Regions from separate parts of the Mus musculus genome. Here region 1 is linked to region 2. A link is a contact called in ENCODE Hi-C or POLR2A ChIA-PET data. All regions are on one chromosome and are shown on one strand. Each heading gives the region's core, a stretch centred on a gene start or an enhancer-like site at or near the end of the contact. The rest is flanking DNA. Distances are from core to core; before and after follow the strand shown. Region 1 holds the start of Nectin3 (nectin cell adhesion molecule 3). Region 2 holds the start of Slc35a5 (solute carrier family 35, member A5).

What was found. A loop is a pair of places that touch in the nucleus more often than their neighbours do. ChIA-PET counts read pairs that join two places held with the same protein, here RNA polymerase II (POLR2A).
Region 1: a loop to region 2 is called in a map of T-helper 17 cell, with 8 times the contacts of the local background. The contact joins the promoter of Nectin3 here to the promoter of Slc35a5 in region 2. A Hi-C loop is called at or near these places in 1 of 37 maps with a recorded cell type or tissue (T-helper 17 cell). POLR2A ChIA-PET finds 5 or more read pairs at or near these places in 1 of 5 experiments (embryonic stem cell).

The regions. Positions count from the first base shown.
Region 1 is chr16:46,495,489-46,499,932 of GRCm38, reverse strand. Nectin3 (nectin cell adhesion molecule 3) reads left to right here and starts at 2,966. Exons shown (of 6, transcript NM_021495.4): 1 at 2,966-3,318. The coding sequence starts at 3,159.
Region 2 is chr16:45,156,216-45,160,791 of GRCm38, reverse strand. Slc35a5 (solute carrier family 35, member A5) reads left to right here and starts at 2,119. Exons shown (of 7, transcript NM_028756.4): 1 at 2,119-2,410; 2 at 3,146-3,331. The coding sequence starts at 3,166. It overlaps Atg3 (autophagy related 3), which reads right to left and starts at 1,963. Exons shown (of 12, transcript NM_026402.3): 1 at 1,621-1,963. The coding sequence starts at 1,692.

The DNA of each region.
Region 1 (4,444 bases), core at 1,717-4,216, 1.3 Mb before region 2:
AATTACTTCACTGTGAATAGAAAAATCTGTTTTTTAGTTAAGAGCTAATGAACTCTGATAATTGGCAAAAGGTCTTTAAAACTAAAAGTGGGATTGAGCCCCATTGATGCTTAACCTGAAATAATGAAACTCTTGTTGGCTTTAGGCTTGTGTCGCTCATTCTTGACATGTTTTTCCTAACATGCAATATATATTTCCATATGAAATGGGATCAAAAATTTTAATTGACTAGTTAAGAATTATTTCTTTAACCATATTAATGGGAATTTATCTGTAAAGTTAGACAACTGAAATTATGAAGCCCAATAGTGTTCTCATGTTAAAGGTTTAAAAGAAAATCAATAATTCTAGTCTTTGGGGAAAAAACAAGTTTTACTATGAAATGGAAAATCTTTTTATTGTGTGCCCAGTAATAATATCCATTAGGGGAAGTAGAGTAATCTCAGACTAGACATTTGGAAAGCAGAAAATCATATTGCCTAAGTAAAGTTTTTACTTAAAAAGAAATCCCGAGGGCTCAGTGTTGTCCACAGGAAGGCAAGAAGGAAATTCTGGCAGGAAAAAAAAAAAGCCAGGAAAAAAAAAAAAAAAAACAACTGTACATGTGCATATGGCAGACAGGGTTGGCAGAGCACTTAACCTCTGTGCCTAGGTTCCTCCAACTGTCAAGCAGGGATAATAGTAATTGCCACCTTCCCTGTGATACGAACATGTGCTTTGACATCTCTGGCTGAAGATGCCATATCAACACAAATTATTATTATTAGCACATAATGCGTGTATTCACATAAAAAACCAGCACATTGCTCTTTTATTCATCATATCATGTCTATAAGTAAGTTCTCCACGTTTTTGCTTCATTTATGTGAGGGAATAGAATTGCATTCTACTATCAACTGTTTTCATAGAGAGAGGATTGTTTAAAAGCTCCAGATCACCCTTTGGAGATAGCCTCAGCCTGTTAATTCCTTATTCTTCGAAGCAGACTGCACAGTAGCCCCCGAATTAAGCCTTTGGCACCTTTAAAAAATGTTAGCTAAATTATTTTTCCTGGAATCTGGAGCCATCAGGGGAAGACTGGGGAAATGAAATTGGCTAACGATATTAAAATTTTGGTTAACATTTAACTGAAACTCAGCAACGTGTTAAAGTGCTATCTAAACAGATAATTAGCTGGTGGTTGCAGCAGTGGGCTCTGTCTAAATTTAGCAGTGAAATTAGATTTAGGGAATGTGAAAAGAGGGGAAGAAGTGTTCTCAAGGGAAAGAGTGGTGTCAGCACAGCTGAGGGGATGTCACAATAGCTACAGTTTGTCAATTATGAGCATCATCCGGGGGATCTCCCCAGCAATGCAGGGCAAGGTTTATTCATAAGTGCATCGGGAGGATAGGTGGATAGGTGATAGAAGGCAGTGATTGCAGGAAGACTGGGGCGGGCAGATGGAGGGAGAAAGACGGAAGGGGTGGAAGTAATGAATACAAGTAGCCCCAGTGCTGGGAGCAAGATAAAAAAAGAAGAGAGACTGGATAGGATGCTACGGAGGTGAGTAAGACATCATAAATCAGTGTGTTAAGCCGAGGAGATCCCAGTGACTCAGTCTGGAGCACGACGTTGTCGTGGGCACCAGGCAAGCTTTACTTTAGTGGCCACAGGCTGCTCTCTGGGTGGCTGTTATTCTTATTGGAGCACATCTTTAGCTATCTGGTGGGGATGGTAGGACAACATAAAATTAATGGTGTCCGGCCTCCGGACGGTGTCCTCCGCTTCCACCGCCTCCGCAGATAGCCCAAACTGTTCATCCATCTCCTTCCCCCTACGGTAACTGGGGCTTCAAGGTCAAGTCACTCCGGCTGTGCGTGGCGGATAGAGGAGGAGGGAAGGGCAGACAAGCTTTGGGGGTTTGAGGGAGGGTTATGGTGAATCACAGATGCTCCTCTTAAGGGTAAATGTTTAATACTTCCCGAGGTCACTTTTCTGAGAATAACTCAAAGAGAGACACGCGAGAAAATAAAATTACAAGTGCGAACATGCGAACGATCAAAGAGAAAACAAGACCACACTCGAAGACCTCGCATGGGAGATCCATGGCCTCCTGTTGCCGGTCGCCCGGCGCAGAAAGTGGACAAACGGGCAGCCCAAGAGAAGCAAGAGCTAGAGAGCAAACCTTTCGGAGGGCCCCCTCCTGTCCTCCGGCAGCTCCGCTGACCCTTCCAACAAGCCTCCCTCCCGGTGTAAAAAGCAGGCTAAACGCCTGGGCCAACACCGGTCCCGGACAGAGGAGAACCGGGATGCTCCTGGGGAGGAGGGAGGAGTGGAGAATCTCCTTTCAGTCCCTACGCCTGGGTGAGGAGGGAGAAGGCTGGTCCAGCCCCGCGGTATCCAGCTTCCCAAATTAGGCAACCCCCCGCTCCGACCCGCGGAGAGCCGGTACCCTCATCTTGCCTTCCCCTCACCCCCCTGGTTATCCCTGGTCCCGCTAGGGGAACCTCGCCACTCTGGAGGAGAAAAAGGCAGGACTAGGAGTCCCGCAGCCCTCCGCCTCGGAGCGCCTCTGTGTGCCCCGGCGGCCCCAGCCCCGCGAGGGGCGGAGTGGGCGAGACCATCTCCAGCGCTGGCGAGGGGGGGAGACGAGGCGGGGCCAAGGGGCGGGGCCGCCTTGCCTGGTCCAGATTGCTTAGCCTCGGGAGAAGCCCGGTTTTCCAAGTGGATGAAGTTTTTTTTTTTTTTCTTTTGGAAGTGGGAGGAGCGTGTGGGGAGAGAGGGTGGGAGGAGACTCGGCGGGCGGCTCGGCCGGCGTCCAGGCAGCCCGGCGGCAGGGAGGGCGGGCTCGTCCCGGTAGTGAGGGTCGGCGGCTCCCCCTCCCGCAGGGCGGGGTGGTGCGTTCCGAGTTCCCAGGAGTTCGCGGCGGGCGGGGACCGCGGGGAGGGGAGTGGCGGCGGCGGGCGGCTCCCGCTTCAGCCTCGGCAGTGGCATCGGCGACGGCGGAGTCGAGGCAGCCGCGAGCGCTCGGCCGAGTGGCGGCGGGCGGCGACGGCGCAGGAGCCGGGGGTTGAGGACACGCGCGCTGGCCCTTCCGCGCCGCGGCCGCCGCCGCCGCCGCCACCCAGAGCCTGAGGCGCCGGGGCGCGGGCGAGCGGGTGGGCCGGGGCAAGGCGGGCATGGCGCGGACCCCGGGCCCGGCCCCGTTGTGTCCTGGAGGCGGCAAAGCACAACTTTCCTCGGCGTTTCCTCCCGCGGCCGGACTGCTGCTGCCGGCCCCGACGCCGCCGCCGCTGCTGCTGCTGCTTATTCCCCTGCTTCTCTTCTCCCGGCTCTGTGGTAGGTGAAGCGGGCGAGCGAGGGGTTGAGCAGGGCGGGCGCGGGCGGCGAGGCTAGCCGAGGCGGTTGTGCCGGGCGGTTGGCTGCGCGAGCGGCCGCCGCGGACTTTGCCTGGAAACTTTTCGCCGCGCCCCGGGCGAGGCCCGGGAAGGGCAGGGAGAGCGAACAGGGCGCCGACCGCTGGCTTCCCGCCCCCCGAGGCCGCGCGGGTCGTCGCGCTGGGCCCCCAGGGCTGGCGGTGGAGCTCGGTGCGCGGAGCCCCGCGTGCCCCGGGAACCGTTACTTCCGAGCTGATGCGCCGAAGCGGAGAGCGCGGACTTCTAGGCTGAGGTTAGGATGCCTGAGTGCATGTTGCCGCCTCCTCCTTTCTCTCCGATGAAACTTGAGCTGCAAGTCCGGAAACCCTGTGGACACTAGCCCAGCGCACTGTAGCCTTCGGGTCCACGCCTCCTGGCCTCCGGGAGAAGGCACCATCTTAAAAACCCACTCTGCGCCTGCATCCCCCTTCCAGCACGATTTGTGCCCTGGTAACCTTTGGATCTTTGGGTTGATCCCAGATGGTACCCTCACGCCGCCTTCCAGTTTTTGGACGTCCTTCACGCAGCCCCTGGTTATTTTAGAAGAAAACCTTGTTCTCGGGGACGCAAGATTTACCTTTTGAATACATATTGCACCTACTGTTCCCTGGCTGTTAAAACAAGTAGCCCCGGGTTTCTCCAGTGTGCCTCTTTTATTCCAGATTTAGGAGCTAATCTCTTTGTAAGTTCCGTTCCCGGAATCTGAGACTAGTTTTAGAGACCTACTTTTTTTTTTTAAGGAAGATGAAAATGAAATGATATATTTACTTTTCATGCTAGAGAAGTGGACGTGGTAATCAGTGGACAGCATTGATTTGGTGAAATAAAGCTACCAGTCAGTCTTAGGCTATTGAATGTCTGGGTAATATCAAAATGCCGCAAGGTGTTGTTCATTTAAGGATTGCTGACGGGAAAGATGGAGGAATACAACTTAGATTTAGATTTTTTTCAGACAATGGTTATCAGTGCATATGAAATCTTAAAAGCTGATGTACCCGTATTTATTATAAGGGAGAGATGTGAACAAATTTCCTTAGTGCTCTGATGCA
Region 2 (4,576 bases), core at 870-3,369:
TGCTACACATTGCCTCCAGGCAGGTCGGCAAAACACTTTAACCTCAGAACTTGGGAGGCAGAGGAAGGTGGATCTCTAAGAATTCAAGGTTAGTCTGAGCTACACAGTGCGGTCCAAACCAACTAAGTCTACACAGTGTGTGTGTGTGTGTGTGTGTGTGTGTGTGTGTGTGTGTGTGTGTGTGTGTGTGTGTGTGTATGTATTTTTGATTCCTCGAGAACTATTCTACAAGTTCAACAAAATGCAAGTGCTATACAAGATAGCCATGTTATATTTAATTGAGAAGTGTTTTGCTCATCTCTCCCTCAGACTAAAAGTTAAATTGATGGTACATTATTAAAACACTGTGAATCTACACAGATACAATATTCTGGAAGTATAACATACAAAAGAAGCATTTGATGTCAATGTAGAAATTATTTTCCAATTCTTAAGTAAAAGAGTAAATCTTAACTAAAATGACTGTCACTGTATACATATAAAAGAAACATTCGCAATTGTTCCAGATTCTTCAAACTTGATCCAAAAATGTATTTTTTTCAAAAGTATTTTATTTTATTTTACTTTATTTTTTGGTATTTTTCGAGACAGGGTTTCTCTGTGTAGCACTGGCTGTCCTGGAACTCACTCTGTAGACCAGGCTGGCCTTGAACTCAGAAATCCGCCTGCCTCTACCTCTCAAGTGCTGGGATTAAAGGTGTGCAACCCCAACGCCTGGCCCAAAAGTATTTTGGTAATAATTATTGGAAAGCATTCCCCCCTTGCCAAGGAAAGATCGAACAGCCTACTCTGCCCATCAGCAGATTTCACCCCTGCACTAAGATTGGTAAAATTCTAACTGAAAGCTAAGTACAGAACAAAAACTACGCAAAATTATCTGTTTCTCTTTTACTGCTTGCTTTTTACAAAGCAAAATCAAGTTACCGTATGTAGCCTAGAAGGTGTAAGAAAGCTCTGAATGAAGCCCTGAAATTTTACTTTTGAAAGCAAGTAATCCAATCTGTGCTAACAGCTAACCTATCACAACTTTCACCTAAAAATGTCAATAGTGTTTCCAATCTATACAATATACAATCGGCTGTGCTGAACTGTTGCTGTAGGATCACTCAAGTCCAAGATTAATAATCACTTACGGCTACCTTAAAGGCTTGAGAAACGTCAAGTTTCGCTCTAGTTCGGCTCAGAGTTACTAACATGTCACAGTTTACTATGTTCCTCTGAAACCTAAGCAAGTTGGGAATTAGATCACCCGAAAAGCAAAACTTCCTATGAAACTTGGAAGGAAACGTGGCATGCTGTTTAGCCACCAAGCTGTCATCTTTTCAAAGGTTAACCCAGTCTACCTATTTAAAAGACTATGGATGTCAGAACGTTCGTACCTCTGCTCCGCACCACCTAGCCGTGCACTCCAAGGCGGCACTGATCAGTGGAGACAGCAGGCACCCAGTTTCACTCTAGTGGAAGCGGGGAAGCCAGCAAGCCTTGGGACTGGCCCAGGAGCCCAAGGCAAGAGGCAGCACCCGGCCGCGCGACTCGCCCCTCCACCTTCTACACCCCGTCCACGCTGGGGACCGGGACTTGGGCAACCAGGGCAGAGCAAGCCAGACCCTCCCCGCTTACCTTGAGGACCGGGGTCAGGTACTCGGCCACTTCCAGAGCCTTTCCCTTCACCGTGTTGATCACATTCTGCATCCTGGGGCTGGAGCAGCGATAGGGCACGGAGGGACTGTCGCAATCCGGGCCACAGGGGAGTCAAAAACTGCCCCGGACGTGCCCGACTGGCATCGAACCTCGCAGCGGCACCGGCCCGGCCGGGGGGGAGGGGCGGCGACACGCGGAGGCCCGGCCCAGCTGTCACCTGGCCGCCACCGCAGAGGGCCCAAGCCGGCTGAGCGAGAGGCGGGTGCGCGCGCAGCCCCCGGCCTTCTCCAAGCTGTCTCTCTTCCCCGGAGCTCCACTGAACACCCCTTCCGGCTTCCCCTTCCTCTTCTCACACTCTCCCAACAGCCCCGCCGCCACCTAAGGCCTCACGTGACTCGACTCTCCCAGGACACGTGACAAAAGGAGGCCCGCGGGGGCGGGACCGGCCGGCCTCTGCTCCCTCCGGCCCGCCCCCCGGAAGCGCTGGAATGAGCGCGCCTGCGCAATGGCCGCTCAGGCTGCTCTTCCCTAGCGGGCGGCTCTTAGCTTTGTATTCCAGCCCTGGAAGGCAGCGTGAGAAGGGTTGATTTTTATTGTTTTTTGTTTGTTTTTGTTTTTGTTTTTTGTTTTTTGTCGCCTTTGCTCCCGGCTCATAGTTTCCCCACCAATGGGCCTTCAAAACCTACTGCTGCTACTACGAACTTAGGCAGTCACTATGTCGGCTCTATGATGTCCGTTCTTGCACTAGAACCTTCCCTGAGCGACTGAGGTAACCGCGCCCTCGCGGGCTGAGTGTTGTGGCTCGAGCGTGTTAAGGGGCTTGGGAGCCGCCCGCGATTCCTATTGCGCATGTGTGGGAGGGTTTCCCTGACAGTGAGGGAAACCTGGTGGAGGTGGGAGGAGTGCTGACCCATTGGCCTTCTGTCCATTGGCTTGTGCCCACCTGCTCTCTGATTTGGGCCTGTGTCTGCGGCCCTTGACGGCTCTATGTTCCCATCCTACCTGTGCGCGTTGGGCAAGTATTTACCCTGCCTGGAGTTTCGTGACCATCTGTCGTGAAAGACCGACCAGTTAGGCTCACTGACCCAAGATGAGCCTTCTGGTCCCATCCTGGTTCACTTAAGAGTCATTAGCTGTGATTCAACTATTTGCACTGAGGTCGCTTCTGTAAAAGAATCGTTCCCAGTGAGCTCTTTTTCTGCTCTGAAAGGAAAGGCCATTCCAAAATTCATTCCTTGTGGACCAAAGTTAATACGAATAAACTGCTTTTCTGCAGTCCCAAACTGTCAGTTACACATTTCCTAACTTATTTCCAATCTGGCCATCCCCTCTCTGTCTTGAGACTTGCCTCTCCTATCAGATGTTGGCAGTATGGTTTGTTTCCTTTAAGTCCTCTCTGTTGTCCTCGGCTGTCTTCCGTCTGCTGTAGTTGTGGCCAGACTTCTACAGGTTTCCTTTTCTATTCTTCACAGTCTTCAGTCTTTGCATTGTGTTTAATCCTTAGGTCTGCCGACGGGGCTGCTCATGAAAGTGATCTTCTTAAGGCAATTAAAAACCCGTGGAATGGAAAGAAAATGCTCCAGGCGCCCTGGGTTAGGCCCACCAACGCTGTACACATTCCTGCTAGGCATTATATTCATTACTCTAAGTTCAAGTCGAATCTTACTGGTAAAATACTCTGCCAATGAAGGTGAGTTAAAATGGAAATGTGTATGGGGTGCTTTTAATCATTTGCCTGGTGTTCTTATGAATAAATTATACGTGATGCCTTTTAAAGTACTATGCTTTGTGTCCATGATAAAGTGTATTGAAAATTTAAACTTTAACCTTGTGTGTTCCTTGGCAACATTTTTTTAACCCTGGATGAAATTTGGATCATTTAAGTGCAAGGTAAAGCACAGTGTATCTAACATCTGATTATACCCAGATGCCCAACAAGTGTTTCTGGATTTCTAGTAAAACATACAACTATAGCTTATTTGGAAATACAATATATTTGTTTAGTTATCTAGTTGGGCTCCTACTTGTGAATGTAAGTCTCGACTTCAGTTAATATCATGCCCTAGGCTCTGTTTTAATAGCATATTAGTTTCTTTCCTCATTGCTCTGACAAAATACTTGCCCAAAGCAGGTTAAGGAAAGGGTTTCTTTGTGCTCACTATCTGAGCGTAGGGTTCACCAAGCAAAGAGGTCATGGTAGCGGAAGCTCTCGTAGCAGTTATTCACATGGCACCCACAGGCATCAAGCAAGAAGAGAGAGTATGCTTGGGGCAGAAGAGATACCCCAGAAGCAAAGAACACTGGCTGGTTTTCTCGAGTCTGTAGGTTCAGTTCCCAGCATCCACATGGCAACTCAAAACTGACGATAGCTATAATCCCAGAAAGTTGAAATGTACTCCCCAGATCTGCTAAATACACTTCATCCACTGTAGTCTTCTGCCACCTAACTAGAATTCTACCATCCATTGACATATTACAGGAAAAATATTTTCAATTTTTTTTAAAAAGTCACACCCAGCTCATTTTCACTTTCTTATTTAGTCTAAGATATTAGCCCAGGAAATGCTGTTCCCCAAAGGTAAGGTGGTTCTTCCTACCTCAAGCTAATTTACATAGTCCCTTACAGGCATGCTCAGAGGCTAATCTAATTGAGATAATTCCTCACTAGACCAGAGGCCTAGTCACAGTCATAGAGTTCATAGTGCATACAGACGATATCCTTAAGAGCTTGGTTTATTAGAAGAGATAAACATGTAAATATGTTATAGAAGTCTATTAAAAGAAATGGAATAAAAAAGACTATGTCCAAGCTGCAGAGACAGTCTGAAAAAGTACTCTCTGGGAGAGGATGGTGGGCCCTGCTTCCTATGTACTCTTTTTGTTTGGTACATAGGAAAAAAGAGTACATAGGAAGCAGGGCCACTTCTATCTAGAT